2 separate regions of the Mus musculus genome follow, and region 2 is linked to region 1. The links are chromatin loops, found by intact Hi-C in ENCODE. Cell type or tissue: gastrocnemius. All regions are shown on one strand. Each heading gives the region's core, and the rest is flanking DNA. Links, peaks and the distances in the headings are about the cores only. Region 1 overlaps LOC108167852 (a long non-coding RNA gene). Region 2 has its middle 9.7 kb from the start of Gm24454.

Region 1 (16,398 bases), core at 3,359-11,358:
GCTTGTATTCATAGAAGAATAGAAGATAGACTGTGCTATCTCCTTCTCTGGTAAAAAGGACACAAGCATTTTCTGGGGCCTCTGTAAGTAGGGCATTGCTCCCATTTGTAAGGGTTCCACTCTTAGGACCTCATCACAACAAAAGGTTTCACCTTATGATAGCCTCACCTTGGGAGTAAGCATTTCAGCGTCAAATTCTGGAAAAGCATTCAGACCACAAAACCATTGTTTCTGTGCCATTCCTCCAGTTTATCCATCTGTGTCACCTGCCAAACTTATACCATACTATTTTTAACATTATAGTTTCCTAATCTTAACATTTCACCATCCTGGCTTAGACAAACCATGGGCCCATGAATCAGTGTCCTACCCACACAGATGACCATGGAGGATGAAGGGTTAGCCATCAGTTTGGAAGAGCTGGAAAAAACACTACATCTTGTGTGCCTCTCCCTCCCTCTTTCTCTCCTTCTCCCTCTTGCTTCCTCATCTCTTATTGTCCCTCCCTCCATCCCTCCTTTTCATTCTCTCTTCATGCTCACTCTTTCTGAAAATGAGAACTTTTATTATGTTATGTAGACTGTTCTCTAAAGACCTTCTCTACCCACAGGCTCCCAAATGCTGAGACCACAGGCATGACACTACACCTGGCTTCTTTTTTCTTTGTCTTTGAAATATTCATCTAAAAAAGACATACAATTTATAATAGGGCACTGCTATTCTAATATTCTATTGTACAAGATACAGTAAGTAAAATTATTAAGAGCTGTCTTCCCTGCTGCAGCTTCTGCCACATCCAATCAGATCAACTCTTACTGAGTTTTTTAATTCCAGAGACTTCTAAATTACATTCCTAATACTTTAAGCTGATTTTTCTCCAAATAGCCTCATTCTCTCTTCTTCTTCTTCTTCTTCTTCTTCTTCTTCTTCTTCTTCTTCTTCTTCTTCTTCTTCTTCTTCTTCTTCTTCTTCTTCTTCTTCTTCTTCTTCTTCTCCTCCTCCTCCTCTTCCTCCTCCTCCTCCTCCTCCTCCTCCTCCTCCTCCTCCTCCTCCTCCTCCTCCTCCTTCTTCTTCTTCTTCTTCTTCTTCTTCTTCTTCTTCTTCTTCTTCTCTCTCTCTCTCTCTCTCAGACAGGATTTCTCTATGTGGCCTTGGTTGTCCTAGAACTTGCTTTGTAGACCAGGCTTGCCTTGAACACAGAGTTCTGCCTGCCTCTGCCTCCCAAGTACTGGGATTAAAGGCATGTGCGAATACCTCATTATTATTTTTCATGATCTTGTGTGCTTAATTTTCTCTCCTCCTTTGGTCCCTGAAGCTTTCATTACTTGAGCCATTAGCTCTGGGTTTCAAAGTAAATCAGTTTCCCTAGTTCCTTCTTACCTGCATGGGGAATTCTTCCAGACTCCAGTGGGATATAACAAACCTCAGATGGTACTGAGCACTGTGTACAGGTGACTCTTTCCCTTGTACCCACACTTCCAGACTGAATGCCATTCCCATCTCACCCATGTACTTGCCTTGTGCTCTGAGACAGATCTCAGCGACACCAGCTGACATTTCTTTCTTTCCTTACAGAGATGAGAACGGTCACATTTTCACTCACAGGAAGCATGCCAGTTTTCTTTGGCATACTCTCTCTGCACATTGTTATCCTGGCCAGCATCACCACTTTTATGCTTTGGGGCTGTGATTAAGTAAAATACGGGTGGCTTGCATATCAGCTCACTGATACTGTCACAGCCATCTGATAAGCAATATTCAATGACTAACAGTCACGTAGCGTATACAGACAGTGCTGTTAAGATACAGAAAGGGATAAGAAGGCTGAGGAGGGGCTTTGAGATTCTATCACACCACTCGGCAGAGCGTGCAGCTTGAAATGCCTGAATTGTTTGTCTCTGGAGTTTTCTAGTTACAATTTTAGTTTTCATACATTTCACTTGTATGCCCGCACACATGCCAGAGAGCACTACGGAAGTCAAGGGACAAATTGTAGGAGTCAGTTCTCTCCTTCTGCCACGCGGATGCTGAGTATCTAGTTCCCCTGGGTAGGCTCACTGCCCATCGTTGCGGCACCACTTTGCTGGCGTCCCCATTTAATATTTTACAGCATGCTTGACCATGGGTAGATGAAACTACCATCAGACTAATGCATATTTTATCCAGGTTGTTTACGTTTTTATTTGTGTGTTTCAGGTAAATGAGTCATATTCCTAAGACCATAACTTTCCTGTATGGTTTCTTTTTTTTTTTTTTTTTTTGGCTTAACATTTTGACCCTTTTCCTATCCTAATGTCAGAGACTAGAGAAGGTATTATTAATGCTTTTAATACTTAAACCTAGGGCCTTGAACATGGTAGGAGACTCCTTACCCTTGGGCTACCTCCCCAGACCTCTCTTTTTACTTAAAACATATATTTTGTGTGTGCGTGTGTGTGTACGTGTGGGTGAATGCATGGTGTAGATGTGTGCATGTGTGCTCTTCCCTGAAGGCATACACAGAGGCCCAAGGCTGACAACGGGATGTCTTCCTTAGTCATACCTCCACATTATTTTTTGAAACAAGGTTTCTTCTCAATGAATGGAGCTTAGTGTTTTGGTTAGACAGGCTGGCTAGTGAGCCCCTGGGACCCTCCTCTTTCTGCTCCTCAGTGCTGGGTAACAGTTATAAGTGCGTTCTGCCATGCCTGGCTTTTACATGGGTGGTGGTATGTGAACTCAGGCCTTCAGCTTGTGTAGCAAGCAGTTTGCCCACTGAATCGTCCCTCTACTCTCCCTCCCCTCCTATTGTTTTTGAGATAAAATGTCACTAAACTAGCCAGGCTGGCCTTGAAGTCAGTCTGTAGCCCAGACAGGCCTTGAACATACGATCATCCTGCCTCAGATTGACTCCCGAATGTCAGTGATTATAGGCCTGTGTCCCCAGGCATAGCTGTAAATGAACACTTTGCTCTTTGGTTCTTTCTTTGTTTCTCCTGTTGGTTGAGATCCTCAAACTTCTTGGCCTTCCCTGGGTGCTCAGTACAGAGCCTCATGCACAATAAGCTTTCAAGAAAAGAGGGTGGGAAGAGTTGAAAGAGTAAATCCGACCAGTGGGGAGCCTGGAACAGAACCAGGAAGTATCTGAAGTGTCCAGAAGATTGGTGCTGGTGAATTCTAGGTGGGTACCATTCACTCACTCGTTGTTGATTTCCACAGGTTAGCCCTCATATCACTCGATCACTCGAGGCAGAACCCTCTGGTGAGTATTGGGCGTTGGTTATACCTGCCATTCTTTTCTTCAGGTTCCTGGACACCAAAGTCGCTGACCCCAGAATTACAAGACTGGCGATTCCAGAACAGTCCTGGATAGAAGCTGAGATTGTGTGTGTGTGTGTGTGTGTGTGGCGTGTGTGTGTGTGTGTGTGTGTGTGTGTGTGTGTGTGTGTGTGCGTGCGTGTGTGCGTGTGTGTGTAGAGATAGAGAGACAGAGAGACAGAGAGAGAGAGAAAGGTGGAGAAGGGTAAGGCCAACGAGGACAGAAATGCTCTGTGTGCTTCCATGTGTCCTTTTATGTGTCCTGCCTGCCATGCAGGGATCGCCACTCCTTCCTTTTCTTATGTTAGATTTGAACTCTTATAAGAGCTAGTTGCTCTAGTTTTACTCCTTCTTGCTGTCAAAGAACAGCAAACCTTGGCCTTAACCTGAGCCTTCCCCTGGTTATCTGGGAGCTGGACAGAGTCTGGGCAGGATAGAGAGGCAGTGGAGAGAGCCCTGAGCTGGGAACCAGAAGACTTTAGCTGCTGGCCAGGCACTGATCCTGTACATCTATCTTCTCTGGACTCGTTTTACCTCTAGCAACTGAAAAGGATGACCTATGCACCTCTCCAGCTATGGTGTCATGTGTGGCCCAGCTATGATGCCGTGTGTAATCCAGTTATGGTGTTCATGTATAGCCCAGCTATGATGCCATTCATGGCCCAGCTATGATGTCATATGTAGCCCAGCTATGATGTCATTTGTGGCTCTTCTCTGCCTTTGTGTATTTTCTTCCCCCGTGTTCATGCTTTCTATGTGTGAATACTGCTTCTGATCGCTGTTCTTTTCCTTCTCTTTGAATAATTCTTTGAATATTTCTGACAAGGTCGTCTGTCGGCAACAAATTTAATTTGTATTTGATTTTCTGCTAAAGATTAAGAAATATTCTTAAAAAAAGAAATATTCTAACAGAAATGAATACTGCAGTTAAATATTTTTTCCTGGACTTCTGATGTCTTGACTTATGCTAGCCATTTAGTCTTATTGGTTCTCTGCTTTCCCATTAGAGTCCTTAGCCACTGTATTAATGAGCGTTGCGTTGCTGTAACAAAATACCCAAGGTGATTAACTTATAAAGATAAAAGGTATCCTCAGCCTGCTGTTTGGGGGTCTCAAGTCTAAGATAGGCACAGGCTTTGTGGCTCTGGAGAGGCTGGAGCACAAGATAGGGTTTCAATGTAGCCCTGGCTGTCCTGGAACTCACTATATAGACTAAGTGGCCTTGAATTCATAGAGATCTGTCTGTCTCTGCCTCCCAAGTGCTGGGATTAAAGGTGTGTGCCACTATACCCAGCCTGAAGATATATCTACATCTATATACACATATAGATGTATATATATATTCCCCCTAGATTTGGAGTTATAGGCAGTTGTGAGGCACTGTGTGGGTGCTGGGATCTGAACCTGGGTCCTCAGAAAGAACAGCCAGTGCTCTTAATCCCTGGGCCAATTCTCTCGGCCCATTCTGGCATATTTCATAGTGGCCACTTTCCTTTTCCCACTCCTGGAAGCTCAAAGGGATCCCCCTAGGAGAACTTGCAGAAGTCTGAGGGCTTCTGAGTCAGTTGACCAAGCCCCCTGGGGTCTCCATCCTCAGATTCATATACATGTGGCAAGCGTCAATTGCTTTCTATCTCATCCCACCCCAGGACTGGATTTTGCAGAGTTGTCTGTGCATGGGTTAATTGACAATTCTGGACCCGCCTCTCTCCAATTTGGGGAGCTGCAGTTTGCCCTATAACGTCATTTCTTAGATAGAATCAAAAAAGTTGATTTTGTTCAGCTTTTTACTCGTGGTTAGGACAGAAGGATCACGTCTGTGCTGGGCTGAAAAAAACTGGAAGTCTCTCTGGTTATAAAAACATGCTTCTACAAAGTCTGTGTGTTGGTGGCAACCTTGTCTCTTGCCCGTTAAAGTGGAGGTGTGTGTGGCTACCCAGAGTGTGAGCGGCTTGATGTTATTACAAGACACACACCTTACTTTCCTTGTTACTGTGACAGAATACCCAAGAGGAATAAGGTAGGGAGAGGCTTCTTTTGTCCCACAGTTTAAGGTTACAGTCCATTGCACTGGACGAGGCATGGTGACAGGAACTTGAGGTAGCTGGTCACACTGCTTCTGCAGTCAGGAAGCAGGGAACGGAACAAAGATGTTCCGCTAACTCTTTATACATCTCAGGACCCCACCCACAGGATAGTGACACCCACATTTAGGGTGACCTTTTCCCTTGTCAATCAACCCAGTCTAGAAACTACCATTCAGACATCCCCAGAGGTTTGTCCCCTAGGAGAGTCCCCTATCCAGCAGGCAATATTAAGTATTATATGAGGAATTAGAACCATGGGCCCATGGGAGAATCAGGAGTTTGAAACCAACCTTAGCTATATAAGGAGTCTGAAGTCAGCCTGGGCTACATATCTCAAAAACAAACAAAGCCAGGCAGTGATGGCATGTGCCTTTAATCCCAATACTCAAGAGACAGGAGCAGGCAGATCTCTGTGAATTCTGGTATACAGAGAGAGTTCCAGACAGAGTGGACAGCCAGAGCTATACAGAGAGACCCTATCTCTAAATACCCAAAACCAAACAAACAAAAAAAGGGGGGGGGATAAATAAATATGGGCCTCAACTCCTAGATGGTAGGTGACATTTTGTAGAGTCCACAAACAAACCAAGGGTTGTAAAGTAAGAAAAACTGCCTCCTGTGAAGGCAGTTTTGAGTTACTCCGCTCTCTTCTCCTGTGGTGGGCGTGTATCACTCTTAAAACGGCAAGCTGCCTTAAATATTACCTTAAACAACATTCCATCTTGTGCTAAGGGAAACGAAATGCTCAGCTGGCTCCACACCCACGTTCAGGCCCACGAATGAGCTGGACGCAATCCAGAGAAGGGGGTTGGTAACAACTTGAGGTCCCCCAGCTGGCAGAGAGGCGCTCCCCGAGTGCACGCTCCAGAGCGCTCAGAAGCTCAATCAATCGCTTTAAAGAATAATGATGGGGTCACAATGGCAGGCTGAGACTACACAAGGGAAAGGGAATCCAGCCGGTCAAACCAGGAATCCTGGGGAAGCCCCAAACCTGCAGGCGCCTAACTTCGGTCTTCACAGGAAGGAAACTGTGGCTGGCGGTGAGCTGGGTGAGCTTAGATCTGGCAGCCTGGGGAGTCCATGAGCCACTGGTTGCTGGCAGGGTTTGACTGATGAAGGCTGATGAGTCCCGCTGGGGACAGTAGTGAGCTCTCTGAGTACTGTGGGGCTGGAGTCTAGGGGCTCAGCCTTCCCATTCCATTCTTTAAGAGAGGAGGAGGAGGAAGAAGTGGAATTCATCCCTTCACCTGAGAGTCTTGAAAGCAGGTTCAAGAACTGGATTCTGCACTTGCTGTGTGACTTTCAGTAACTTGTTCCACCCCTCTGGTCCCCTCCCCGCCCCGCCCCCATTCTCTCATATTCTCATCCGTAAAGTAGAATCCCAGCATGGCTGTAGTTCATAAATGGGATCCTGTGTAAAAGGACTTGGAGGCGCGCCTTCCACACAGCTGAAGCCTAGGAAATGGGGCATGGCTTCAAAGCAGCAGGGACTCCAGGGTCCTCGGTTCTATGCTTAGTGCCCGGTTCACTCATTTCCTCACGCCTCTCTGGTCTCACGTTTGGAATTTGGCATCCATTGGTCAAAAGTCATAGTCTGTATTTGGCTGAACTAATTTTATCCCAGATTACTGCTGACAGAGTCAACATCTCTCCCTCCTCCATGCCCGGGGTCCTGCGAGGGGTACGTTCTCCAGGCGGCCTGCTCTCTTAGCTTGGTTGCCTTGGCCTCCCTCCCCACGCTGGTGCCCAGAATGTAATAACAAATCCCCATCTCCAGGCCAGCAGCCGGGTGCCCAGGAATTCAGGCCCAGCCTGGCTAGCGCTGTTCACCGGCACATCTGTTTCCAATCAGTATATAAAGCGCATTCTTTCTGCTAGCAGGCAGGCGTGCAGGCCCTGAGCCTGGGGACCAAGCTAATTGATTGCTAAATGATCTTGTCATTTCCAAAAGAGGTCTCTAGGCCTGCCCTTTGCCCTGCCTCTACTCCCCATGGGAAGACAGCCTTAAGAATTAACTCATCAGCTGCCTCTGGCTGCAGAGAATCTCTCAAACTTCTAGTGTGGGAAAGCCCCCGGAGCCTCAGAAAAGGTTGAAGACTGGTGGTTCCAAAAACAGTGGCTGCCACAGGCACCAGCTGCCTCATTCTCCCTGATTGCACTAGGCCCATACTATGGGAGAAAGAAACGAGAGTTCAGGAGTATTGCATGACTCCAGGTCACACAGAGTTGGTGGCAGAGATGCATTGGTCATAAGCCCGATTCCTGCTAGGTTGAAGTTTGGTCTTTAGCCTGGCCCATGAGCAGTGTCTGGTCAGTGGAAGCATCAAGGCTGTCAGTGAGGAAGCAGATAGCACAGGATGGCTTTCTAGACATGGGACACACAAGCCATCTGCGTGCGCTGCCATGCTGAGTGATGACCTGGAAGCTAACACTGTTCACATCAAAAGCTAAGGACTTCCAGCAGGCTTTCCTTCCTGACAGGAAGACCCTCATGTCCCAGCCTCTTTGCTCCAAGGGCCTGGGGTTCCCTGGTACTAGAGGGAAGATGTAGCTTCTGTGTTTCCTCATCTGTCTCCCCTAGTTGAAGTCAGGGGCTATTGTCTGTCTGTCTCCAGACTGTGCTCACAATGGAGTACTTACATGGAGGCAGAAGGACTGAGTGAGTGAGTGAGTGAATGAATGACTCATGCCAACTGGTTTCTGGACAGCTGAACAGTGAGAACAAGTTCCCTTTACAAAACCTCTGACCTTCTTGTGGCGGTTTGAATACGCTTGGCCCATGGGAAGTAGCATTGTTAGGAGGTGTGGCCTTGTTGGAGGAAGTGTGTCACTGTGTAGGCGGGCTTTGAGGTCTCCTCCAATGCTCCACCCAGTTCAGATGAGACCCGACCCCCTGCTCCCACTCCTGGCTGACTCAGTGAACAGTCCTCTTCTGCGGCCTGAGGATCAAGATGTAGAACCCTCAGCTCCTTCAGCACCACGCCTGCCTGGACACTGCCATGCTTCCTGCCGTGATAACAGACTGAACCTCTGAAACTGTAAGCCAGCCCCAGTTAAATGTTGCCCTCAGAAGAGTTGCATTGGTCATGGTGTCTCTTCATAGCAATAAAACCCTAACTAAGACATTTCGGTTGTTGTGACTGTCGCTGACAAATGAGAGCGGATTGGAGTGTCCACCCTGGCTGCCTGAGGGGTAAGCTGCAATCAAGGAAGCTTTTATGGTATACCTGCTGGATGGCCTATGTGGTAGCGCAACATTGGTTTGTTTTAATATTTATTTATTTTTAGTGTCTTTGCGTGTGCACATTACAAGCACATACATGTGAGTACAGATTCCTGTGGAAGCCAGGGATCTGGACTCCCCCTGGAGTTGCCTATAAAGCCCCAGCCTCTGAGATGAGTGAGGGACAGAGAGAGGAGAATATGACAATCAAGGCTAGTGTCTGCCCTGCATTGCCACTACCACTTACACTGTGACCTGAAGCAAGTCTCATGACCTGTCTGAGTCTCAGAAGCTTCCGTGATGCCCTGCATGCACAAGTCCTTAGGAGAATGGGGCAGAGTGACTCGGACCTGCAATCCCAGCACCTCTGAAAGGCTGCCACAAGTTCAGCTACACAGTGTATGTAAACCAGCCTGGGCTATGTAAGTGGCTTTGTGCCAGCCTGGGGTACAGTATGATGAAAAAAAAAAGAGTGCTTCAGAACTGTAGGATTCTTTAAAAGTATCATTACCTTTAAATGCCTATGTGTTAGACCCAGCTGAGAGTCCTGTTAATCCAAGGCCTGGTTCTTTGAGGTCTCTCTCTCTCTCTTTGTTCTTCATGGCTAAGCTGTACCTGCTTCAGTCTTCATCTTGTGTCTTGTTTGCCTTTCCCAATAATAGTGATGGTGGTGTAGCCACACCCACTTTAGGAATGCGCAACAGGAAGCTCCAAAAGGCTAGGTATCCTGTTGAAGGCTCCAGAGGCAGTGAGAATCAGGTCTGTCTCTGAGCCCTGTTCCAGCCACGTGTGCTTTGTTTTCAGGATGCATCTGCCTCCCAGGAGCTGGGCTGACAATCTCCAGCATTTGAGGACCATTGTACACAATAAATAGTGTCACTCAAGTTCATAACTATGACAACCTCTTTCCTAGAATTTGATTTACTTTGGGAGAGTGGAAAGTGGGCATCTGATGAAAGGAATTGGAAGGGAATAAGTCTTTATAGAGAGGTAGAGTTATTTGGTATCTTTGTGGGGTGAGCAATTTGCAGACTCTCCAAAAGCCCTGCTTATAAAATCATTCAAGGTTTGAGATTTTGCAAACCTGTGTCAAGTGACTTTATGTGAATAATCACCCTGCTCTGTATGTGTGTCTGTGGTGAGAGAGAGAGAGAGAGAGAGAGAGAGAGAGAGAGAGAGAGAGTCTCATGTAGCCCAGGCTGGCCTCAAAGTTGCTATGTAGCCTTGAACTTCTGATCCTCTTGCCTGTGTCTCCCAGGCGCTGGGATTACAGCTGTACACCAACCAAGCTAAGTTTTATGCAGGGCTGGGTGTTAAACCCCAAGACTTTCTGCAAGCAAGGCAAGCACTCCACCAGGTGGACCATATTCCCAGCTGCCCATGGATGATCTCATTCAATGCCGATCTCAGCCCTGTATGGCCAACATTACTTTTATCTACGAACTACAGGCATAGAAACCACGGGTCAGGATGAGCAGCTAGGGACTGGGGAAAGCAGAAGGCAACAGTCAAGGCCTCAGCCTGTTCAAGTATCACATCCCAGCAAGGGAGGACGGAGGGCCTCTAAGGCCATAGCCTCAGACTGGCTGAGCCTCATCCCTCTCTCTCCTTCTCCCTCCAGCTGGCCTTGCTCCCTCCTCTTGGAAGCTTCCTTCCCTTTCCACTCAGCTGGAGATGCTGGCAGAGTCCCAGTGGCCACATCCATGCCTGGTTTGTGCACTGCGGATTGTCAGTGTCTCTGTTCCTCATTGCAGCCCCAGGCAGAGAAGGCGGGAGCTCATTTTCACATGTCAAAGATTTATTTGGTGCTCTGATTTCTCCCCTTCTCTGCCTCTCACTGTTTATTGAAATCGTTCATAGGATACTGTTAAAGACTAAAACAAAAGTCAATAGAAAAATATTTATGGTCTGCGGCGGGCTTGCTGCGGCAAACGGATGCTTAAAGATGCAGCCTCAGGCTTGAGGGAGGCGGGGAGGAGGCCTCACTCCTTGGCTACCTCTGTGAGTTTTCATCTGCCTCCCCGGCACCCCATCCCATTATCCTTGTTGGTTTTGTGAGGCGATGCCTCTCCCTGGGGTGGTTTGGGGACAGGTCCCGAGGGTCCTTCTCTGACCTGGTCCTCCATGTGTTTACACGGCCCCACATGCCATGCGTGTTCTGCACTAGCTCGTCATTCTGCACGTGTCTGACCCTTCCCAGCATCCAAGTATCTAGATGCAAAGTTTGCCTCTGCTAGGCTATTTCTGTCGTGAGTTTCAAACAGAATCACACATGTGTCCCTAACAGCTGTCTCTCCCAAACTTCATGCCGCTGGCTTCTTAGAGGAACTGTATTTTATTATTGTTAGTTACTCTTAACTATTATGTGCCTCCAGTACATGTGTCAGGCCTAGTGGGGCTGGGGATGCTATAAGCAAGGTGAAGGCCCAAGCAGGTAACCAGCACTGGGAATTGAATTCCAAATGGACAAGAGAGGAGCCCTAAGTAAGCTCTGGGTGTCAGCTGGGGCTCGGATAATGCTCGGGCGCGGAGGAAGCCACACTTGGGAGGGTAGCACTGGGTTTGCCCTGGAAGGCTGGTCCCAGTGAGGTCATGGGAATAGGGGAGAGTGAGTAGCTGAGACAGAGGCACGGGCTCACCGGGGCATCCCAAGATGCAGCAGATGATCTGGTTGGTGGGAGTATGTCAGACAGCTTGGGCTATCAGAAGTCTTCCCAGTATGCAGAGAGTCAGAGAGAGGCACACATTGTTTTGTTGTTGTTGTTTGTTTGTTTGTTTGTTTGGACAGAGCTCACTGTACAGCTCAGTCTGGCCTCTAACTTGTGATCCTCCTGCCTCAGCCTCCCAAGTGCTAATTACGTGCTTGCCACCATGCCCAGCTCATGCACACATTTAAAAAGAAATTCAAATATAATAAATGCATTATTTACAGTCATTGTTTGATTCAAATTATGTTCATGAGCCTTATCTGTGTTATTGAATAGAATTGCTGGTGCTAATTTTTCTCATGTATAACATGTCATCTTTTAAGAACACTTAAGATTTTTAAAAATTATAATCTTATCATGAGTATATAGTTTTGTCTACATGTATGTATATATACCATGACATGCCTGGTGCCTATAGAGGCCACAAGAAAGTGTTGGACGCCCTGGAGTTGGAGTTATAGATGGTTGACTCCTTAGAATCAGACCCGGGTCCTCAGCCAGCGCAACAAGTGCTTATAACGATCCTCCCAGCTCTGCGTTCCATGATTTTCCTTGTTATTGAGACAGAGTCTCTCTATGTGGCCTTGGCTATCCTGGAACACTCTATGCAAACCTCTGTGTAAACTCTCTGTGCCTGCCTCTGCCTCCCAAGTGCTGGGATTAAAGGTGTGTGCCCTTATGCCCAGCTTCCATTTCTTTAAAATGTTTTTAGTTTTATTTGACATGTATATGAACACGCATGTGTACAGAGGCCAGAGGAGGACATCAAGTGACCTACTCTATCCCTCACTGCCTTGTTCCTTTGAGCAAGAGTCTCTCGTGGAACCTAGAGTAAGGCTGGTGGCCAGTAAATGCTAGTTGTCCTCAGCAACACCACTGATTAGTGCTGGGGTTACAGACCTGTGTGTGGCCATGCTGCCTCTTTATGTGGGCTCTGGGGACTCAAACTTCTGTCCTCCTGACTGCACAGCATGTGTTTTATCTCCCACCCCATGCTCCCAAAAATAAGACTCAGACTAAAATATATTTACAAATACCTTGGCCGTATAGCTAGGCTCTTCTCTGACTGAATCTAACTTAGAATATCCCATTGATTTTAGCCTACATTCTGCCACGTTGCTGGTTACCTGTGCTCAGATACCACGCATCCATCTTGTCACACCTTTCCAGTGAATCTCCTTGCACCTGGCTCTATCCTAGAATCCTTTCTCTGCCCCAGATGCCCTGCCTCTATTTCCTGTCTGAGCCACAGGCCTTGGGCTTTTTGATTGACAAGTGGTGCATCCATACAATACACGATATTCTCTCTACATAGTTGAACTCAATGTTCTGTTAATGCACTTTTATGTCTCCATGGATTATTTCTATACCTGGACATCTCGAGGACACTCTATATTACCTACCGAAAGCGTAGCCTCTGACATTTAAGCTCTTACTCTCCCTGAGATCGGTTACTGTTGTCTTGCTTTTACTTGGTTAGTTTTGGTGCTGGGGACTGAACCTAGAGCATGCTAAGCACGCGGTCTACCACTGAGTTCCTTTCCAGACCCTGGAATTGATCTGTCTAAGGCGTGAGGGAGGCAGGGTTCCAGCTGTCGCCTTCCTGCACAAAGGCTTGCCTGTCCCACCACTGTTTATCACAGAGCCTGCCCTTGCCCCCTGCCTTGGACCCGTCTCTGTCATATACCAGGTGTTCATTAAAGCATGATTACTTTTGGACCGCTGCTTCTTGGTTGCTCGCTGGTCAGGCCCTGAGAACACAGCACACTGCAGACTTATAGTAACTTTCTGTTTTGCCAACCGAATTCTCCAGCCTTCAGTCTATAAATCAAACTGAGGGAGCTGTTGAGTTTGCCAGCCCACAAACATGGTAGGTTTCTGTTTTGACTGGAATCTTTGTAAAAAAAAAAAAAATGGCTTTAATGAGGCATGATTGGCTTACAGCATATAGCACAGATTTGAAGCTTGCTATTCAGTGTTTTTTGACATATGCGTTTATCCATGAAACCAATACTCCGGTAAAGATGGCAGGCATAGCCAGTAGCGGGAATACCCCATTCCCATTTTAGTTAGCAGCCCCTCCCCAGGGCACGCATGCCAACTTCTCCATAGTGACACTGAGTTTATTTTCAGGTGTGTATTTCCATTCATTCTTCCTGGTGAAATGTCTGTTCAAACCTGTACAAACCTGTTCAAACCACTCCCACCTCCTCATCTCCCCCATGGTTTTGTTTTAGGACAAAGTGTCCCTATACACTATGTAGCATGCTGACCTCAAGCTTGTGGTCCTCCTGCCTCAGCTTCCAGAGTGCTGGCATTATAGGCATGGGCCACTCTGCCTAGCCTGTGTTTGCTGTTCATTCTTAACTGGTTTATTGTCTTACCCTAGAAGTTTGAGAACCCTTTATGTTCTCGGGGGTTGGGAAGAGGACTGCACCCACATACGCATCTCCCAGGATCCTGTGTGAAAGTCAGAGGAGCAGCCAACTCTCTCCTTCCACCATGGAGTTCAGCATACCCATTGCAGATAACTTCACTGAGGATGGTTGGTGCATGTAGGCTCCAGGAACTCAGGTAGTCAGACTCAGCAGCAAGTGCCTTTACCCACTGAGCCATCTCCCCAGCTCCCGTTTTAGTCCTTAAATGTCTCTCTATAGAGATTTAGAATTAGGCCACAAGACACTATTTTTTTTTTTTGTAAATGATATTTTAAAGAATACTTCTCTACATTTTTGGTCGCAGGATACACCAGGGTGAGTAGTCTTTAACATGTATGTTTTGCATCTAGTAATATTGTCCAACCTCACTTAAAGATTTTTTTTAAAGTTCCCTTGGTTTGGGGCAGGCATCTACATGTCATGCTGCATGTATGCAGGTCAGAGGATCTAAATAACTTTAAAAGTCCCACAGCCTTTACATATTCTTAAAATTTCAATCTCTTTACAATATCCATCTTTTTTAAAATCCAAAGTCTTTTTACAATTAAAAGTCTCTTAACTGTGGGCTCCACTAAAACAGTTTCTTCCTTCAAGAGGGAAAATATCAGGGCACAGTCACAATCAAAAGCAAAAGTCAATCTCCAACTGTCCAATGTCTGGGATCCAACTCACGACTTGCGGGAATTAGTTTCTTCTCCCACTACGCGGTTTCTGGATGGCCAACTGAGGTTGCTAGTGGCAAGCATGCTCCCCCACTGGCCTGCCTCACCAGGCCGACATGTTCTTTTTTTCTTTGTTGAAATAATTTAAGGTTTTTATTACACACGGGTTTGGGAATTGAGCTCAGGACCCCATGCTTGCAAAGCAAACTCTTTACTTCCCGAGGCTCCCTCTCCCCAGCCCTGGTCTAAACAGCAAACTGCTGGAGATCCACTAGTCCACTGTAGCTAGCGATCCACTAGTCCACTGTAGCTAGCAATCCACTAGTCCACTGTAGCTAGTGATCCACTAGTCCAGTGTAGCTAGCGATCCACTAGTCCACTGTAGCTAGATCCACTAATCCAATGTAGCTAGCGATCCACTAGTCCACTGTAGCTAGTGATCCACTAGTCCACTGTAGCTAGATCCACTAGTCCACTGTAGCTAGATCCACTAGTCCACTGTAGCTAGCGATCCACTAGTCCACTGTAGCTAGCGATCCACTAGTCCACTGTAGCTAGTGATCTACTAGTCCACTGTAGCTAGTGATCCAGTAGTCCAGTGTAGCTAGCGATCTACTAGTCCACTGTAGCTAGCGATCCACTAGTCCACTGTAGCTAGTGATCCACTAGTCCAGTGTAGCTAGCGATCCACTAGTCCACTGTAGCTAGTGATCCACTAGTCCACTGTAGCGAGCGATCCACTAGTCCACTGTAGCTAGATCCAGTAGTCCACTGTAGCTAGCGATCCACTAGTCCACTGTAGCTAGCGACCCACTAGTCCACTGGAGATCCCTTAGATTCTGTTCTTTTTATATTTCCTTTTACTTATTTTTAAAGAGTGTCCCAGGCTGGCCTCTAACTTGCTTTGTAGCCAAGGATGACCTTGAACTTCTGGTCCTTCTGCCTCCTCCCCCCAGAATGCCAGTTTATTGGGTGCTAGGGATCAAACTTTGGGTTTCACTTATGCTGGGCAGCAACTGAACTACACCTCCAACTCCTCTTAGAATACTTTTATGAATAAAATTTGTATTTTCCTTTCCAGTTCCTTAAGTTTTTAAATATACTTCATAATTAATGGTTTATAAGTAAATTAAACCCTTCACTGTTTTGGAGGGATGCTCTTGCATCTTTCTGTAAGGTTTTGGGTTTTTGGCTTTAGTATTTGTGTCTGATATTAGTAAAATGAACAAAGGTGGCATACACCTTTGATCCCAGGTCTCAGGAGGAAGAGACAGGCAGATCTTTGTGAGTTTGAGGCTACTCTGGTCTACATAGTGAGTTCCAAAGTAGCCTGGGCTACACAGTGAGACCCTGTCTCAAAAAGATAAACTAAGTGTGCTAATGTGTATACTGCACATCGACTTTCTTTGATCAAGGTTTGTATGTATCATTGCATTCTGTCATTTTGGTATTCATTTTTTCATTTGTTTGTGTGTGTGTGCAAGCGTATGCACACATGCATGCATGCCACACTGCAGCTTATGTGTGGAGGTCAGAGGACACTCTTGGCTGTCAGCCCTTTTTTTACTTTGTTTGAGACAGGGTCTGTCTTGTTCACTGCTGTGGACTCCAGACTTGCTGGCCAGGAACTTCCAGTGACACGTCCATCTCCTCTCCTGTCTCCCTTCCCATATCCTAGGAGACGTGCTGAGGTTTACAGATGACACTACTGTGTGGGCTTATGTGGGTTCTAGAGAGTCACATTCAGGTCTTCAGGTTGCAAGGCAAGCAACCTGATTCTTTTGATTCATGCTGATAATACTTATGTCCGACTAGAACAATTATTTATCAATATGGCATCGATTTTGGCTTAAATTACCAGCTCAGTTTGCTGCCATTTTCTTCCTGCCTGTCTCATTTGTGTTTCTTCTTCCTCTCCTCCTCTTAGAATAATTGTATCTACCAAAAAAATTGTATCTACTTGTGTTTCTTCTTCCTCTCCTC
Region 2 (16,398 bases), core at 5,192-13,191, 77 kb before region 1:
TTTGTTTTGCAAAGACTCAGTGAATATAAGTTTTCATTTCTTGCCTCATTGGGCCAAAAGGGTTTAGGGGCCTGAGGTCTGTGCAGCAATAGATTCATTTATGAAACATGTTTTGGGTATTTGGTGTATAGATGCTGCATTGCATGGGATTAGACATGGGATTCTCCTAGAACGACTTCTTGATTAGAAGAGGAACTATAAATAAGGTGGTTTGAGAAATTTATACATAATTCGAGGGACCTGAGATTATAACGATTAGCCACTTAGGCAGAAGGCAGTATGGGAAAAAGTAACATGAGGCTGTCAACTTGACACAAGCTAGGGACATTTGGAAAGAGGAAACCTCGGGAGAGAAAAATGCCTCCATCAGACTGGCCTGTGGGAACGGCTGCTTTTTTGCTGACTGATGCAGGAAGGCCCAGCTCAGCTCTGGGCAGGAGGTCCTGGGCTATGTAGGAAAGCAGGCTGAGCAAAGCTGTGGGCAGGGGTGGGGTGGGGTGGGGAGGGAATGAGCCAGGAGCAGCTCCCTCCGTAGCCTCTGCTACTGTTCCTGCCTTGAGTTCCCTTCATGATGAACTGTGAGCTGAGCTGTGAGCTGACATAAACCCTTCCCTCCCCAAGCTGCCTTTGGTCAGCGTTTTATCCCAATAACAGAAAGCACCACGCTAGGACAGAGGGCTTGGAAGCTCACAGGAAAGGAAAACTCCGGCAAACCTTCTGTGCTCTACTCTGAGTCAATACCAAGCTCGCTCTTGCTCACAGTGTCTTTAATGCAGTTTGAAGAAAGTCCTGCATGCCTCTGACTGACACATGTTAGGAACTAAAGGTCTAATGCTCCAGTCCCTGCCCTCGGAAGCTTAAGTCTAAAGAGGATTCACAACATCCTCTTTTGGCTGAGGCATCCCTGGGCTGTGCGATCGATCTTAGTCCAGAAAGTGACCACTGATGAGAAAATTAAGTTCTGCAATAAAACCCACAGCCTATTCTTTTTGTCTTAACGTTGTATGTGGCTACATCAGAAGTCTGTAACTGCTTCACGCTAAGGAAACAGTGCTAAGCTGCAAGGCCTTGTGTCTCTCTCCCAGAAGAGGAAGCCAAGGCAGAAGGAGAGAGGAGGCCCAGGCTCCAGGCAGTGGTCCTGGGATCCAGCTCAGGCCCAGGTCAACCTGATCTAAAGCTAGTAATAGCATTACTGTATTTCTTATTTGGAAGCAATTTGTTGAGTCAGCAAATTGAGTAATTTTTTGTTATTCAAACATATGACTATACATAGAGTGAGAGAGCAAGAGAAAGAGAGAGAGAGAGAATGAAAGATTGAAAATTTATTTTTATTTATGTGAGTCAGGTCCAAAGTACAGTTCCCTTCCTCAAATCCTGGTGGTTAGACAAACGCCAGTATGCCTCAGGAACTACCAAGGGAGCCAGTTTCCTGGCACAAGGGGCAAATGGTATCTGTGGTGCCCATTAGCACATCAAAGCACATGCTGGCATCCAGGCTTCCTTGGTATCACCAGAACCTGCTGCACATTTCTGAGTCCATCCTGGCTCTTCTCACCCTGCCCTTTACCTCAGACTTCTCCAGCTCACGGCCTCCCCTCCCCAGCTTCTTGTTCTTTTTCCATTCTCGCTATTTTGATCCTGTGCTCTTTTTTTTGTCTTCCTCTCAGTTCTCTCTTACACACTCTCTTGGTCTTCCTCTGTCAAAGTTTCTACTCCTGCACAAAACATCATGACCAAGAAGCAGGTTGGGAAGGAAGCTTCCGAATAAGAAATACAGTAATGCTATTACTGGCTTTAGATCAGGTTGACCCGGACCTGAGCTGGATCCCAGGACCACTGCCTGGTGCCTAGGCCTCCTCTCTCCTTCTGCCTTGGCTTCCTCTTCTGGGAGAGAGACACAAGACACACTTCCACACTGCTGTTTGTCACTAAAGGAAGTCAGGACTGGAACTCACACAGGGCAGGAACTTGGAGGCAGGAGCTGATGCAGAGGCCATGGAGGGATGCTGCTTACTGACTTACTTCGCCTGGCTTACTCAGCTTGCTTTCTTATAGAACCCAGGACTTCCAGCCCAGGGATGGCACTGCCCACAATAGCCTGGCCCCTCCCCCCTTGATCACTAATTGAGAAAATGCCTTACAGCTGGAGCTCATGGAGACCTTTCCTCAAGGGAGGCCCCCTTCTCTGTGATAACTCCAGCTTGTGTCAAGTTGTCACACAAGATCAGCCAGTACAGTCTCCTTTGTCCACACGCTTTGTCTTTCTCTCTCTCACACACACCGCCACTCCCCATGGCCATACCCAGTCTGCTGGCCATGTTTTTCTATTGTGTTTCTTTCCCTGCTCTGGACTCCTCAGATCCCTTTGGCTCCACACTCCCTCATATATACAACAGAAACCTTCCACTTTATCTTGGACGGGTCATGGACAGTGTGTATGCCTATGTATATGGGTATATCTCTGGGTGTGTATGCTGTGAGCATGTGGGAGCCTGAGGAAGCCAGAAGAGGGCATCAGACTCCCAGGAGCTGGAATTATAGGCAGTTATGAGCTGGCCAAGTAGGGTAGATGCTGAATTCCCGTTCTCTGGAAGAGCAGAAAGTACTCTTTAACCACGGAGCCATCTCTCCAGCCTATAAAAGCTGATTTAAAATATCCATTACATAATTTTCTAATTAAAAATAAAATATTATTATTATATCATCTAAATTTTGGAATATAAAGAAAAACAGAAAGAAAAAGTTATTGTACTGTATGTCACAATGTATGTACAGTATGAGTGTACTGACTGTCAGTTAATTATGAAATGTTTAATTGCATTTCCCTTGAGTTCAGGGCATGGTGATCGATCCAGGTGAAGAATAGAATAGCATTTAGTAAACTTAGGACTTATAAAGGTTGGACCGATTGGAGATGGAGGTGATTGTAACATGGAGGTCAAAGCCTACAATACCACAAATGGGCAGGAGGTGGTGGGAGCAACGTGGAGCCATAGAAGAGTGGTGCTCGGCCCTCCTTCCAGGATGAGAGCCTCTGGATGAAGCATCTTAGCAGCCTCTAGTTGACCAAGGCTGTGGGAGCTCTGCATCTTATCTCAGCCCTGACCCTGCTCCCCCAACCCCACCCCTTTCCTTCCACAGGATCAGATCTAGTGTGCTTTCTCTCCTGGGTCCCACTTTGCACCTCCCCCTTTTTTTCCTTTTCCATTTTTTTCAAGACAGAGTTTCACTGGGCAGCCCCAGTTGTCCTGGAACTCATTCTGTAGATCAGGCTGGCCTTAAACATATAGAGATCCCCTCTGCATCAGCCTCCCAAGTTCTGGGACTAACCATGTGCGCGGCCACTTCCCTGCACTCCCCCCTCCTTTGTTTTTGACATCACTGTCCTCAATAGATCTTCCACTACTGATGCCTGCTTGGCCTCTGCTTCCCAGAGGCCCCAGTGGCTGCCAGTGAGATGCTCTGCATTTCTAAGTTTTAAAGTTATCTTTAAGAAGTTAGTACCACTGGCCGTGGTGGCGCATGCCTTTAATCCCAGCACTTGGGAGGCAGAGGCAGGTGCATTTCTGAGTTTGAGGCCAGCCTGGTCCACAAAGTGAGTTCCAGGACAGCCAGGGCTATACAGAGAAACACTATTTCAAAAAAAAAAAAAGTTAGTAAGTTTCTCTCTTCTTCTTTCCTTCCTTGTTTCTCTCTCCTTCTTTCCTTCCGTTTTTTCTTTTGACAGGGTTTCAGATATTTCAGGTTGACCTTGAACTCAGTTCCCACTTTAATTTGGGGAGTTCTGGGATTACAGGCACACATGACTTCTTCATGCAGCATTTGGGATTGAGCCCAGGGCTCCATGCCTGCTAGGGCAAGCACTCTATCAACTGAGCTATGTCCCAAACAGTGTTAGAATTTTATATCTAACAATATCTAACAGACTATCACTTTTGACTTTAATACACAGCATAAATGTTATTCTAAGAACTGTGTTTTCATGGGATTTTACTTACACACTATACATTTGAAGATTTCTTAACTGAGTATAAAAATGTTTTAAGAAGTACCACAATGGTAGGGATAGAATCCCAGCACTTGGGAGGCCGAGGCAGGAGGATGGGAAGAGTTTGATGTCAGCCTGGTCTATAGATGAGACTCTGCTTGAGTGAAAGGAAGGAGGGAGGGAGGGAAGGAAGGAAGGAAGGAAAGAAGGAAGAAAGATGGACAGAAGGACTCTGGGGAGCCATAGAAGAAAGAAACTCTGAGAAGAGAGGGAAGATTGGATATGGAAGAGGCCACATCAAGGCAAGAAGCCTTTCAATAGCAGAGATGGGCAGATACACAGGGAAAGCAGAGGGGCCCCTGGGAGCCCCGTGGCTGCTGTCTAGACCTTGTACAAGCAGTCGATAAAGTCCGAATCATGTGGGAAGTCACAGTAATGCAGTAAAAATGCGTTAGTGCTGAGTGTCCTGCCATGCCAGCTAGTGCAAATCACACACTGAACACATAAAATAAATATATGAAACTAGCGTCCTCTGGAGCTGTGACTCCAGCCACTGCAGGAGCTTTTAGGGGTTGCTAATAAAATACTAATGTGTTTTGGCTATCCGACTTCATATCCAAAATGGCAATACACTGTTTGCAGATGGCTGCGGCTCTTGCCTCCCAAGGCCCAGAGGTCTCTTTGTGGGCTGTGAAGGCCTTGCCCTGAGTCTGACAGTGAGGGAGATGGTTCCAGCTGAAGGTGGTGCTTTCTTCCTGACATCTGAGGTCTGCTTTGACATCTGCAGTTGTTGGTCAGAGGCAGAGCTTCTCCTGTTTCTATCATGATTTCTGAGGGGCTAGTACCCTCGGGTATATACTCTATCTAGCCCTCATCATTGCCCTCAAAGGCCCATTTAGTTCTCTGACCCTCCCCCCCCAAAACCACACACCTTCGCCCTTCTATCTAGTTGGCTGTGAACTTCAACTCTGCCCAAGTGTGGGGTTCTCACCCTGGGGACCCCTTTGTGCCCTCTAATGCTCAAGTTGCAAACCTGATCTCTTAGCTATGCCTCAGGAGACAGGGTACAGCCAAAGCTGAGAGCTACTGGCTTAGTCAGCCATTTCCCTGGTGGAAGGCAAAAAAGGGCAGGGCAGGAGGGAGCTCTCATTACAGAGTTTGAGGCAGGCCCTTTTCAGGACAGAGCTGGGTTACCTTCATCCTGTTCTACTCTGCATGGCTGCCATTGGTATTTCCATGGAGGAAATGCACACAGACTTACCCTTGATAGAGACAGTTGGGTTTCCTTGGTAGGTTAATCCTTTGTACCCTCCCACCCCAACCCTCACGTGGGCTGCGGGCATGGAGTTTGGAGGAAGAACAGCAAGATCGTACACCTGTGGCCGGGAGTTGGGGCTGTAGCTCATTGGTAGAGAGCTTGCTTAGCATATAGGAAGGCCTGGGTCTACCCCCAGTACTGGGTGTAGCTGTGCAAGCCCAGAATCCCAGTTCTCAGGAAGTAGAGACAGGAGGATCACAGACAAAGCTCCTCCAGGGTACATAGCAAGTTAGAGGCCAGCCTGGGCTATGTAAGACTTCCCAAGAAAGAAAAAAAATAGTGTTTATGTTTGATAGTGGTAACCACATGACCCTGTTCCTCAGCCCTCCTCAGTGGGAGCTGGGTCCCTGGCCAACACTTGATAAGCTTCATTCCAACTTTCTCAACTATTCTGGTAGGCTGACATTTTGGCCACCTTTTTAGTAATAGCAGATATGGTCAGACCAGCTAAGGGAACTTGTAACTTGTTGCGGGTATGTAGCTAGCTAGGGTTGGAACAGGGACTTATACCTTCTCCTGTGGTGAGGTCCAGATCCCAGTTTCCTTGCCTGCTAGCTCCGTGCAATCTTGGGCCTGACACACAACCTCTGCCCAATCTGAATCAACTGTGAAACGGGGAACTGTCACCCTAGTCTGCCTGGGCTTCCCTCCAGACAGAGCAGGTGTGATCGTAGATAAACAAGCAAACTCGAGCGCATGGTTGGGCAGCCATACAGACTTTGGTCCACATCAGTGAGAGATGCAACAGGTGTTGGCTGACCCACACATTCCTTAGAGTGAGCAGGTTCAAGTTAATCCTTTATTATATGAGCTTCAGATGATATACCCCGTGACTCCAGCTTACACTGCAGGCTAACGTCCTCTTAGGTCCTCCCCTGGGACACTGCAGTCTAAAGTCCTCCCAAGGCCTTCCTAAGCTGCAGCTTCCCGGACTCTGTGTGGGCCCATTTGGAATGACTGCTTCCTGCGCATGTGTTTCAGTGACTACTCTGTTTGCCTTTCGTGTTTTCCCTCATGACTATATATGGTAAGGGAGGAGGCTTACTGTCAGACTTCCTGATGTAGGGATGGAGGCCGGTTGTAGGCCGGTTGTAGGCCGGTTGTTTTAGTTTTGACTAGGTATAGATCCCATATGTTCACATACCCTTCTGTTCCAGACACCTCATTTCTGTGGTCACCAAAACCTAAGTACAAGGTTTGGATGACTCAGTGGTTAAGAAAACTTACAGCTCTAACAGAGGACCCAGGTTTAGTCCCAGCACCTGCGAGGTGGTTCACAACCATCTCTTACTCCAGTTCCAGAGGATCTGATGCCCTCTTCTGACCCCTACAGGCTCCACATGGTGCACATACATACGCGTAGGCAAAATACCCATACACATAGAATAAAAAAAACAAATAAATCTTTAACAAAGACATAAATGTGCTGAGATCTCTTCTTTAAAATTTTTTTAATTTAAAATTTATATTATTATGTATGTGTTCATGGTGCTTATACATGGGTGGGTGTGCTGTGGCAGACACGTAGAGGTCAGAGGATGAGTCTGTGGAGTTAATTCTATTCTTGCCCCTTCCTGTGGATTTCAGGGATTCAAATCAGGTCACCTGACATGCATGGCAAACACCTTTAACCCCCAGAACCATCTCACTGGGGTTGAAGGCTCTTCTTTACCATTTTTCTGTAGGTTTTTCTAGATCTTTACTTCGAACCCACTAACTTCATTTTATGCTTCTGTGGACGAACTCTGACCCCTTCCCCTCAGGGTCATAAGCTGTGCCTTCTGAGCAGAGCCATGGTCCTCCTCCTGGGTTGTGGTGAGACTGAGTGAAAGCATCAGGCACGCTGGGAACACTAGCTGAGTACTGTGGACACTGGGGAGCACTGAGGACACTAGGTGGCACTGAGGTCACTAGGTGAGCACTGTGGACATTAGGTGAGCCCTGTGGACACTGTGTGAGCATGGCGGTCACTACTAACTTGGTAAAATTATGTAATGACGGTCGTCTCGTGTGAGTTATGATGACAGAAAGTTCAAGGTACACAGAAGACACTCAGTAAGCTGAGCAAGTCTAACCGATGTCTCTGACCCCTGCTTGTCTAGGGATCCAGTGTCCCTGCCTAATTCCTCTATTATCTTACTCTCCAAGTGGTTGTTGAGATTCACTGAGGTACATTTACAGCTGTCCCATGTGGTCTTGTTGCTTATTCAGTTAAGTTTTAGTTGTGTTAAAATAAACATAACTGCCCAGTATGGCCGCACATGCCTTTAACCCCAGCACTTGGGAAGTAGAGGCAGGAGGATTTCTGTGAGTTTAAGGCTATCTGCTTTATGAAGTGACTTCCAGGACAGTTAAGGCTACTCTGTCTCAAAACAACAAGAGGTATGCCTTAACTGTTTTTTGTTTGTTTGTTTGTTTGTTTTTTTCATTAAAATTTGGGGAGAGGTTGGTTTACATTTTTTCTTATTTAGTTTTATGTGTATGGATGTTTTACCTGCATTTATTTTCTGTGTGCTGTGAATGTTTCTGGAGGAGACCAGAGGACAGCATTAGATCCCCTGGAACTGGAGTTACAGATGGCTATAACTCCACAAGGATTGAACCTGGGTCCTCTGGAAGGGCAGCTAGTACTTTTAATTGCTGAGTTGCCTTTTTAGCCTCTCACGGTTTCTAAATGTACAGTTTAGTGGTATTAAGCACACTATCTCCACTATGAACTTGAGTCACCTTGTAATGTAATGTCCCCTATTTTTGTGTGTGCATGTTCTCTCTATCTCTCTCTCTGTAAGACCCCCGAAGCTGGAACTCCGCTCAAGTCCCGGGATGAGCTGGCCAGCACCCCAGTGACCCGAGAGAAAACCACACCTGATGCAAACTGCAAGAGGTTTTATTATCAGCTAGCTGAGGACGAAGTCCCTCCGCAGGGCAGGGCAGGGGAGTTCGACCGGAGCGGTGACAGTAGGGGGTTTTTAACAACTAGCTGAGGAGTTGGGAGGAGAGTTGGGAGGAGTTGGGAAGAGTTCTGGGTGTCCTTGGTGAAATTTACAAGGCAGGAGTGGGGAATGAGTTCTTTCTGAATTTTTATCTCCGTGTCCTTCGCACAGGAAGGCAGGCATCTCTGGCTGTACAGTATAGAAACTAAAAGGCTTTTTGCTGGCTATAGAGAACAAAGAGCTTCTTTCTAGCTGTATTTTTAAAGACCAGGGAAAACAAGCTTGGGGAAATGCTTTAGGGGCTCTACCTTTCAGGGAGAAATGCTTTAAGCCGGGGTCTCACATGTGCGTGTGTAGAGGTTAGAAATTGGTGTTGGGTGTCTTCCTTAGTCACTTCTCCACTTTATTACTTGAAACGGCTTGTCATCTTGGCTGGACTTCTGGCCAGTAAACCTGAGGGGTCCCCATCTCCACCCCCAGAACTGGAGGGGACACACTGTCACACCTGGCTCTTTACACAGGTGCTGGAGATCCAAATCAGGTCAGTGTCCTTGTGCAGAAGGCACTTTGTCCTCTGAACCATCCACGAAGCCACTGTTTGTTTCTTTGTTAAGATAAGGTCTCCCTCTATAGCCCAGGCTGACCTGGAACTCACTGTGTAGCCCAGGCTGGCCTCAAATTTGCACCTTCCGTGCCTTCTCCTCAGTGTTCGCAGATGTGTACCACCACACTGTAACCTTCCAGGGACATTCCTCTTACATCAGTCACTCCAGCGGGGACATCAGACTTTACATTCCTGGCCGTTCAGGGGCCAGGACATAAGCCTGGGACCAGGCTTAGTCAATTAGCTGCAGCCATGCAGACCTTGATTACACAGAGGCACAATATACAGCAGGTCCTTTGCTAATATAGATGGCAGTAGAAGCAACTACCTTTCATGGTGGTGGCTCCCAGTGGCAAGGTGAGGCTTCTCATGACCACATGAAGGCATCCAGGTGCCTGGCACAGTTCAGTGTGGGTGATTCCTCTCTCTCTCTCTCTCTCTCTCTCTCTCTCTCTCTCTCTTCCTTTCTTTATTTGACGCAAGGTCTCACTATGTACTTTGGCCATGGGCTTGCTATGTAGACCAGTCTGGCTTCAAACTCATAGAGATCTTCCTGCCTCTGCTTCATGATTATATCATAGATATTCCTTTTATATATTTTTGTTTTATGTCCATTTTGAATTCCTTTTTCTTAACTAGCTAGGCACTAGAACCATGCCTGCATTTTATTAGGAAGCTGCCAGAGAACAGAGGCCACAGTTACCTGAATCCCCCTGCTGTGGGTTCTGTGTCTGCTGTGGGTTCTGTGTCTGCTGTGGATGCTGTGGGTGTTGTGTCTGCTGTGGGTTCTGTGTCTGCTGTGGATGCTGTGGGTGTTGTGTCTGCTGTGGGTTCTGTGTCTGCTGTGGATGCTGTGGGTGTTGTGTCTGCTGTGGGTTCTGTGTCTGCTGTGGGTGCTGTGGGTGCTGTGTCTGCTGTGTCTGCTGTGGGTACTGTGTCTGCTGTGGGTGCTGTGGGTGCTGTGTCTGCTGTGGGTGCTGTGTCTGCTGTGAGTGCTGTGGGTGCTGTGTCTGCTGTGGGTGCTGTGGGTGCTGTGCCTGCTGTGGGTATTGTGTCTGCTGTGGGTACTGTGTCTGCTGTGGGTGCTGTGGGTGCTGTGTCTGCTGTGGGTGCTGTGGGTGCTGTGTCTGCTGTGGGTGCTGTGGGTGCTGTGTCTGCTGTGGGTGTTGTGTCTGCTGTGGGTACTGTGTCTGCTGCTGTGGGTGCTGTGTCTGCTGTGGGTGCTGAGGGTCCTGTGGGTCCTGTGAATGCTGTGAGTGCTGTGGACAGAACATCCTTGCTGGGGACTTCCTTCCGATGGACTGGTCAGGTCCCAGCTCCTTTCTTGTCTGTTCACTCGAGGCAGGGAATGCTCTGAGATACAGCTAGCTCCTCCTCCCTGTTGGGGTCATTTTCATTAATTGTGACAGATCACAGCTGGGAAGAACATCCTGGTGGGCTGTCCTATCCGCGGTTTTATTCCTGAACATCTGCTTTAACTGTAGTGCTTGCCTGGACACCAGGCTTACCACCCTCCACCCCAACCCCCACCCCCATTTTTTTTTTGAGACAGAGAGGTCTCTCTGTGTAGCCCTGGCTATCCTGGAACTCACTCTGTAGACCAGGCTGGTCTCGAACTCAGAAATCCGCCTGCCTCTGCCTCCCAAGTGCTGGGATTAAAGGCGTGTGCCACCACCGCCCGGCTGGTTGTTTTTTGTTTGTTTGTTTTAAAAATGATTTTTAAAACTACACTGTGTGTGTGTGTGTGTGCGTGTCTGTGACCCGCCTGCTGTCACATGTGTGTCCAGGTCAGAAGACAACACATGGAGTCCCGTTTCTCCTCCTGTCATGTAGATTCAGAGAGTTGAACTCAGGTTATCAGGCTCGGCGGAAAGCGCCTTTACCCTAAGCCATCTCACCAGCACAGGCCCTGTCTTTTTCATTAGAACTTTCTGTTGGCTTCTCAATGGTGCTGTCTCTGGAGGTGTGCTCTGTGGAGAGGCACATTTAAAGATCCAGAGCAGGTGTCCCTTTCTTTGGAAAGGGACCAAAGAGAGAAAGGGGACGGGGAATCTCTATGGCACGAGGGCCTCTTGCTTCAGCTTCGGCTTTCTCTGCAGACTTATGCCTGTTCTCACTTCATGTAGGTTGTGATGACTGAACGCTTTCCCTCAAATACAAAAACAACCCCCCTAAACATTCAGTTATGTACTTATTGATTTATGTGGGGGTGGGGATGGGCTCAGTGGGTGGGCACATACCATGCTTCATGCATCCGAGGACAACTTTTAGGAGTTGCTTCTTTCCTTCCACCATGTGTGTCCCTGGGGCTCAAACTCAGGTCTATAGCCTTTAGGCTCTTCTCACTGAGCTGTCTTTTCTGCGCCAGGATTATCTTGGAGACTTAAGGTAAGAAAGCATTATGTTTCTGAAGACCCACAGGCTAGAGGAAGGGTGCAAACAAGCCCGGGCTCAGTGGGTAGTTCCTGAGAGATCGTCACATTCCTAGCATCCAGACTGTGTCTTAGTTCATGTGTGTCTTCCTTTCATGTCCGCAACTCTCTCAGGGATTACGTATTCACTCAGCTGATCACCCCTGTTGTCACTTGCCGTCCCGGCATCCTGGATTTGACATGAGCTGGTGGGCATGTCATAGAGCCTGCTTGCCTTCTGCCCAGGCCATGCCTCTGACTCCTGCAGCTCAGAAAGCAGGGTTCCACTTTCCCTTTCCAGTGGATTTCTGTTGCCCGAGTCTACATTCTGATCCCTTCTTAGGGCTAGGATGGAGACATCTCCTGGTAGAGGAACAACTGTTCCCTCTCCACGCTGTGTTTTTGTATTGAGAATACAGTATGGTTGCCACCCAAAACTCACTGGACCCAGCCTCAGCTTCTGCAGCCTCAGTGATGCACAGCTCCTCCAGGGGGATGTTAGCAGTGTGTTCTAGAAGCTTGGCTGGGTTCTTCCTACTCTCTTCTCCAGGTCTAGTTGGAACCCAGGCCTGCCTCAGTTTCTCATCTTCTAGAGCATTACCTGTATGCAACTATTCATTTCCCTGAGTGTAAGAGATGGTTTTCTAGCATGGGATGGTGGTCTAAAGCCAGGCCAAGTTTAAGCGGCATTTTCTACTTACACGAGCACGCTCTCTTGGCATCTTCTGGCCTTGTTGGTTCCCGGGAGCCATGGCTGTCTGAGTTGTCTTTATAATTACAGGAACATTTACTGTATAGCTTTACCACAAAGAGTCCTATCCATGGATTTTTTTTCTTAACATAAAAATTATCTTCTTCCTAGGGCAGCAGTTTTCAACCTGTGGGTTGTGACCCCCTTGGGGTCATATATCAGATATCCTGCACACCAAATATTTACATGACAGTTTATAACAGTAGCAACTTACAGTTATGAAGTAGCAACAAAATAATTTTATGCTTGGGGTTCATTACAACATGAGGAATGGAATTAAAGGGTCCCAGGATTAGGAAGGTTGAGAACCACTGTCCTGGGGGGTATAATGCCCTCTTCTGGTCTCTAAGGGCACCCCACACACATGATACACTTATATACACACATGCAAAACACTCACACACATATAAACAAACAAAGAAACAAAAAATCTTTTAAAAGGTTGCCCTTGGTGCCAGGTGGCAGCAGCAAATGCCTTTAGTCCCAGCACTCCAGAGGCAGAGGCAGGACAGTCTCTGAGCTGGAGGCCAGCCTGGTCAATAGAAGGAGTTACAGGACAACTAGGGCTATACAGAGAAAACTAGTTTAGTTTTTGTCTCCAAAAACTAAAAAAAAAAAAAAAAAAAAAAAGGTGTCCTTGGGTTCTGATATCCCAGAAGTCACCAGTGAAACTGTCATAATCATAATCATTTTTAGGTGTCGTTTCCTCAGGTGTTCCCCACCTTTAAACAATTATTTATTATTATTGTGTGCTCCTCCACACGTGTGTGGAAGTCACAGGGCAACTCTGTGGAGCTAACACTCGCCTTCCGTCCTCTGTCTTCCTGCAGGTTCCAGGACTGAACTCAGGGCACCAGAATTGGGTTCCGAGTTGCTTTACCAGCTGAGCCATCTCTACAACCAACCACTTTTAAAAGTTTTATACTTTTTTTTTTTTTTTTTTTGACAGGGTCCTTGAATGGCCTGAAACTCACAAAGTAGGCTAGGCTGGCTGGCCAGCAAGCTGGGGGATCCACCGGTCTCCACCTCTCCAGGGCTGGGATTTCAAGCACTTTGAGAACACAGTCTGTGAACATTTTCAAAATCGATCTTTACCTACAACACAGGATGAATCCAATTCTTGTGAAAGACAGCCTGTCTTGGAGCTTTAAAAATACAAATTTCTATAAACTATCTTTGCTGGAAACAACTTCTTGAGAGGAAGGAAGTGGGAGAGACTGATGAGATGGATCCCATAGAACTAGAGGACTTTAATCCAAATCCGAAGCCAGGTATGGGGTTGGTGCACATCACCCTAGAGGAGGCATTGGTGTCAAGCCTCTTAATGGGCCACTTCTCTATACAGGAGCTTGAATGAGTCTCACTTATAGAGTGTCACTATGTGGCCCTGTCTGACCTGGGAACTTGTTATGTAAAACAGGGCAGTTAGGAACTCATAGAGGTCCCCCTGCCTCTGCCTCTCCAGTGCTGGAATTAAAGACCTGCACCACCACTGCCTGCTGCTTTTAACTTTTAAAATGTGGCTACAATAAATTAACAACAATGTAAGCGATTTACATTGTATTTCTACTGTTATAAAGAGGACATGTGTCCAACCACTGAGTGCCAAAGGTCATATTCTGTACAGCCAGCCCTCCTGAGTGTCCAGGATATTCCCACATATCCAGGACAGGGCAAAGGGACTTGTCCCTGCCCCAGGGAACAGCTGTGCTTCTGCTTTGAAAAGTGGCCACCAGAGCCCTTCTCAATCGTGGTTCCTGGGACATCGTTTCATTATTTATTCAGTATTTTTTTTTTTAATAATGCATTGTCAAGCCTAACCAGCGAAGTACAAGGAGAGAACTCTGTTTAATGGTCATGCCTCGCTTTGGCTGGGGTGTCGTAATTTCTGGTATTGCAGCAATGACCTCAGGCCTGCAGAGCTCTTCCAGAACATAACTCAGACTCCTCCTCTTTTCCCAGTGCAGGCCAGCATTCAGCCTTAGCCAGAGTGACACAGGGCTCTTGCTCATTCCCATATTTGTCCATTCAGAGTCCTTTGAGCATCTCAGGGTGTTAGATGCCGTGCTAGGCATTGGGGATGAAGGGTGACAAGTGCCGATCTAGAACCTGCAGGGAGGGAAGAGGGGGTGGATTCTGTTCTGTCTTGGGAAGACTTCGTTCAGGAGGTAACATTTCTCTTGAGTTTTGAAGGGTGAATAGGAGCCACACTGCAGAGGGAGCATCGCAGCCTTGTATGATGATAAACTCTACTACAATCCCCCAGAGAGCCCTGCTATCCTCCTGACCGTTAAATAGGAATCTCTGGGGGTAAGACCAGCCTTAGCATTCCCTGAGTGCAGCCATTTTAGAAAGCATGCGTTAGGGGAACGGCAGAGAGGCAACCCTTAAAAAATGACCATGGCGTGAGGACAACCTTCCAAAGACTAAGCACATCTCCAACCTGCCCAGGAGTCACGGGGCAACACAAGGATATGGGTTTTGAAAGCAGATATAAATGCTGGCTGCTAGAACTCAGCCTGTACTATATTCATTGATTTAGGGCTTTGATAGACAGATAAGTGTTTATTGAGTGTCTACTTTGTGCCAGGTATTGGGAGCTGGGAAGTGATCTTGTTTTTGCTTTCCTAGGGCTCACTGCCTTGAGGGGGAGGGGGTGAGATACTTCTCAAGCAGTGTGGGGGAGAATGTGAGGAGAGCTCCCCAGTACAGTTCCCTGCAGTCAGGAAAAGCTTCCCAGAGGAGGTGGCCTTAAGGAGGTAACTGGGCAGAATCTGCCAGAAAAGAGGGCAGAGGGAAGTAACTTTCAGTGCAGAGGCAGGAATGAGCTTGGTGAATTCAGAGAACTGCAAGTGTTTACACTGGCTGGAGTGTGTCGTGGTGTGGGGGAGGGCTAAGAAAGAAGTTGTGAGGCCTGCCAGATGCTTCTGCAGGCGAAGGTGCTTGCTGCCTGAGTGTGATCCCTGGAAACACAGGGTAAAAAAGAAAATTACCACCTCCTGCAAGCTGTCCTCTGACTTCCGTGTGTGTGTGTGTGTGTGTGTGTGTGTGTGTGTGTGTGCACGTGCGTGTGTGTGAATGTGGGGGGTCACATGTGTCTCACACACACAATCACACACACACACAATCACACTCATATACAGGCATGTACACACACACACACACACATAAACATAAATCTTATTAACGCGTTCTCACGCCCGGCCAGGAAGAACACAGCAAACCAGAATCTTCTGCGGCAAAGCTTTATTGCTTACATCTTCAGGAGCCAGAGTGCAAGAGAGCAAGAAAGGGAAATGGCGAAACCCCATCCCTTTTTAAGGAGAATTATCCTCCACCTAGGACGTATTACTCCCTGATTGGCTGCAGCCCATCGGCCCAGTTGTCATCACGGGAAAGGCAGAACACATGGTGGGAAAACTGCCCCTGCATGTGTGCAGACTATGTTTACCACTTAGAACACAGCTGTCAGTGCCATCTTATAATGGCAAATGTGAGGGCGGCTCCTCACAGATCCCCCTTTTCTTTTAATAAGAGCAATAGGCCACCCATATTAATGAGAGTGGAGATAGAGGTCAAATCCCCAGTGTGCAGGTAAAGGAGCCGTACACATAACCTCCTCCCAGGCTCATCACCCAGAGGGGTCCTGGTCTGGTCCCGTGTTGTTTTTCCTGGGGGAAGGACACTTGAACACTCAACCTTCTTGAAAGATGACATGTCTCCCTAGAATAGGCTCATATGTGCCGCAGAGCCCTTCTACTGCAGTGCTTAGCCATGCAACTCTCTCGGGCTGCTGAAGCACACTCACTCTATCCCGTGCAATGAGGTGCAAGAGCTGAATGGCCAGCGACCTATTGCTTAAGCATAGATATATCAGGGGGAGCACCATGTTCTAGAGCTGCAAGTGCCTGGGCAATAACCACCTTGTCTCTCCTAGTTTGGGCCTTAAGCTTACAGACCAACCAAAGAAGCAACACTAATCCACAGCAAAGTGTATCTCCACATAATCCCACCCCCATCCATTCTTTAAAGAAGGAAAATGCTGAGGAGATCCAATTGGGTAATCCTTTGATCAGGGACAGGTCCAAGCGCTTGGAGTTGACCTGAATGATGGCAAGTCTCAATTCCCGAAGGGTCTGTTCAAATTCAGCCGTCCAATTCTGTAACATATACTGAGAAAGACCTTTTAACAAATTAGCTGCCCTAGTAAATTTCTCATACTGAATGGAAGTAACGCACAATCCCGGAAACTTTTATTCACATCCCAGCCACTTCTAAAAGATTTACTGCATTGACCACATAACAGGAATCTGACACAATATTAAGGGGTTCTAAAAAGGTTTTTAAAACTTCTAAAACCACTAAACATTCTACCACTTGAGGTGAATTTTCA

What was found. A loop is a pair of places that touch in the nucleus more often than their neighbours do. Peaks named below come from ENCODE experiments on the same cell type or tissue, not always from the same donor. Only the 100,000 strongest peaks of a DNase experiment are listed, where the experiment ranks them.
Region 2: it touches region 1 in a loop (2.4-fold over the local background); 4 of 42 quality-filtered maps call a loop at or near these places.

What each region holds. Positions count from the first base shown.
Region 1 is chr11:79,797,075-79,813,472 of GRCm38, reverse strand. LOC108167852 (a long non-coding RNA gene) reads left to right here. Exons shown (of 3, transcript XR_001780102.1): 3 at 3,199-3,241. Among named protein-coding and RNA genes, the nearest start is that of 9130204K15Rik, 8.6 kb to the right of the region's middle. In gastrocnemius, for the core only: no CTCF peak of the experiment used is centred there; DNase peaks (open chromatin) are centred at 7,096, 10,271 and 10,677; H3K4me3 peaks cover 637 bases; H3K27ac peaks cover 3,946 bases.
Region 2 is chr11:79,875,835-79,892,232 of GRCm38, reverse strand. No RefSeq gene overlaps it. Among named protein-coding and RNA genes, the nearest start is that of Gm24454, 9.7 kb to the left of the region's middle. In gastrocnemius, for the core only: no CTCF peak of the experiment used is centred there; no DNase peak of the experiment used is centred there; H3K27ac peaks cover 2,673 bases.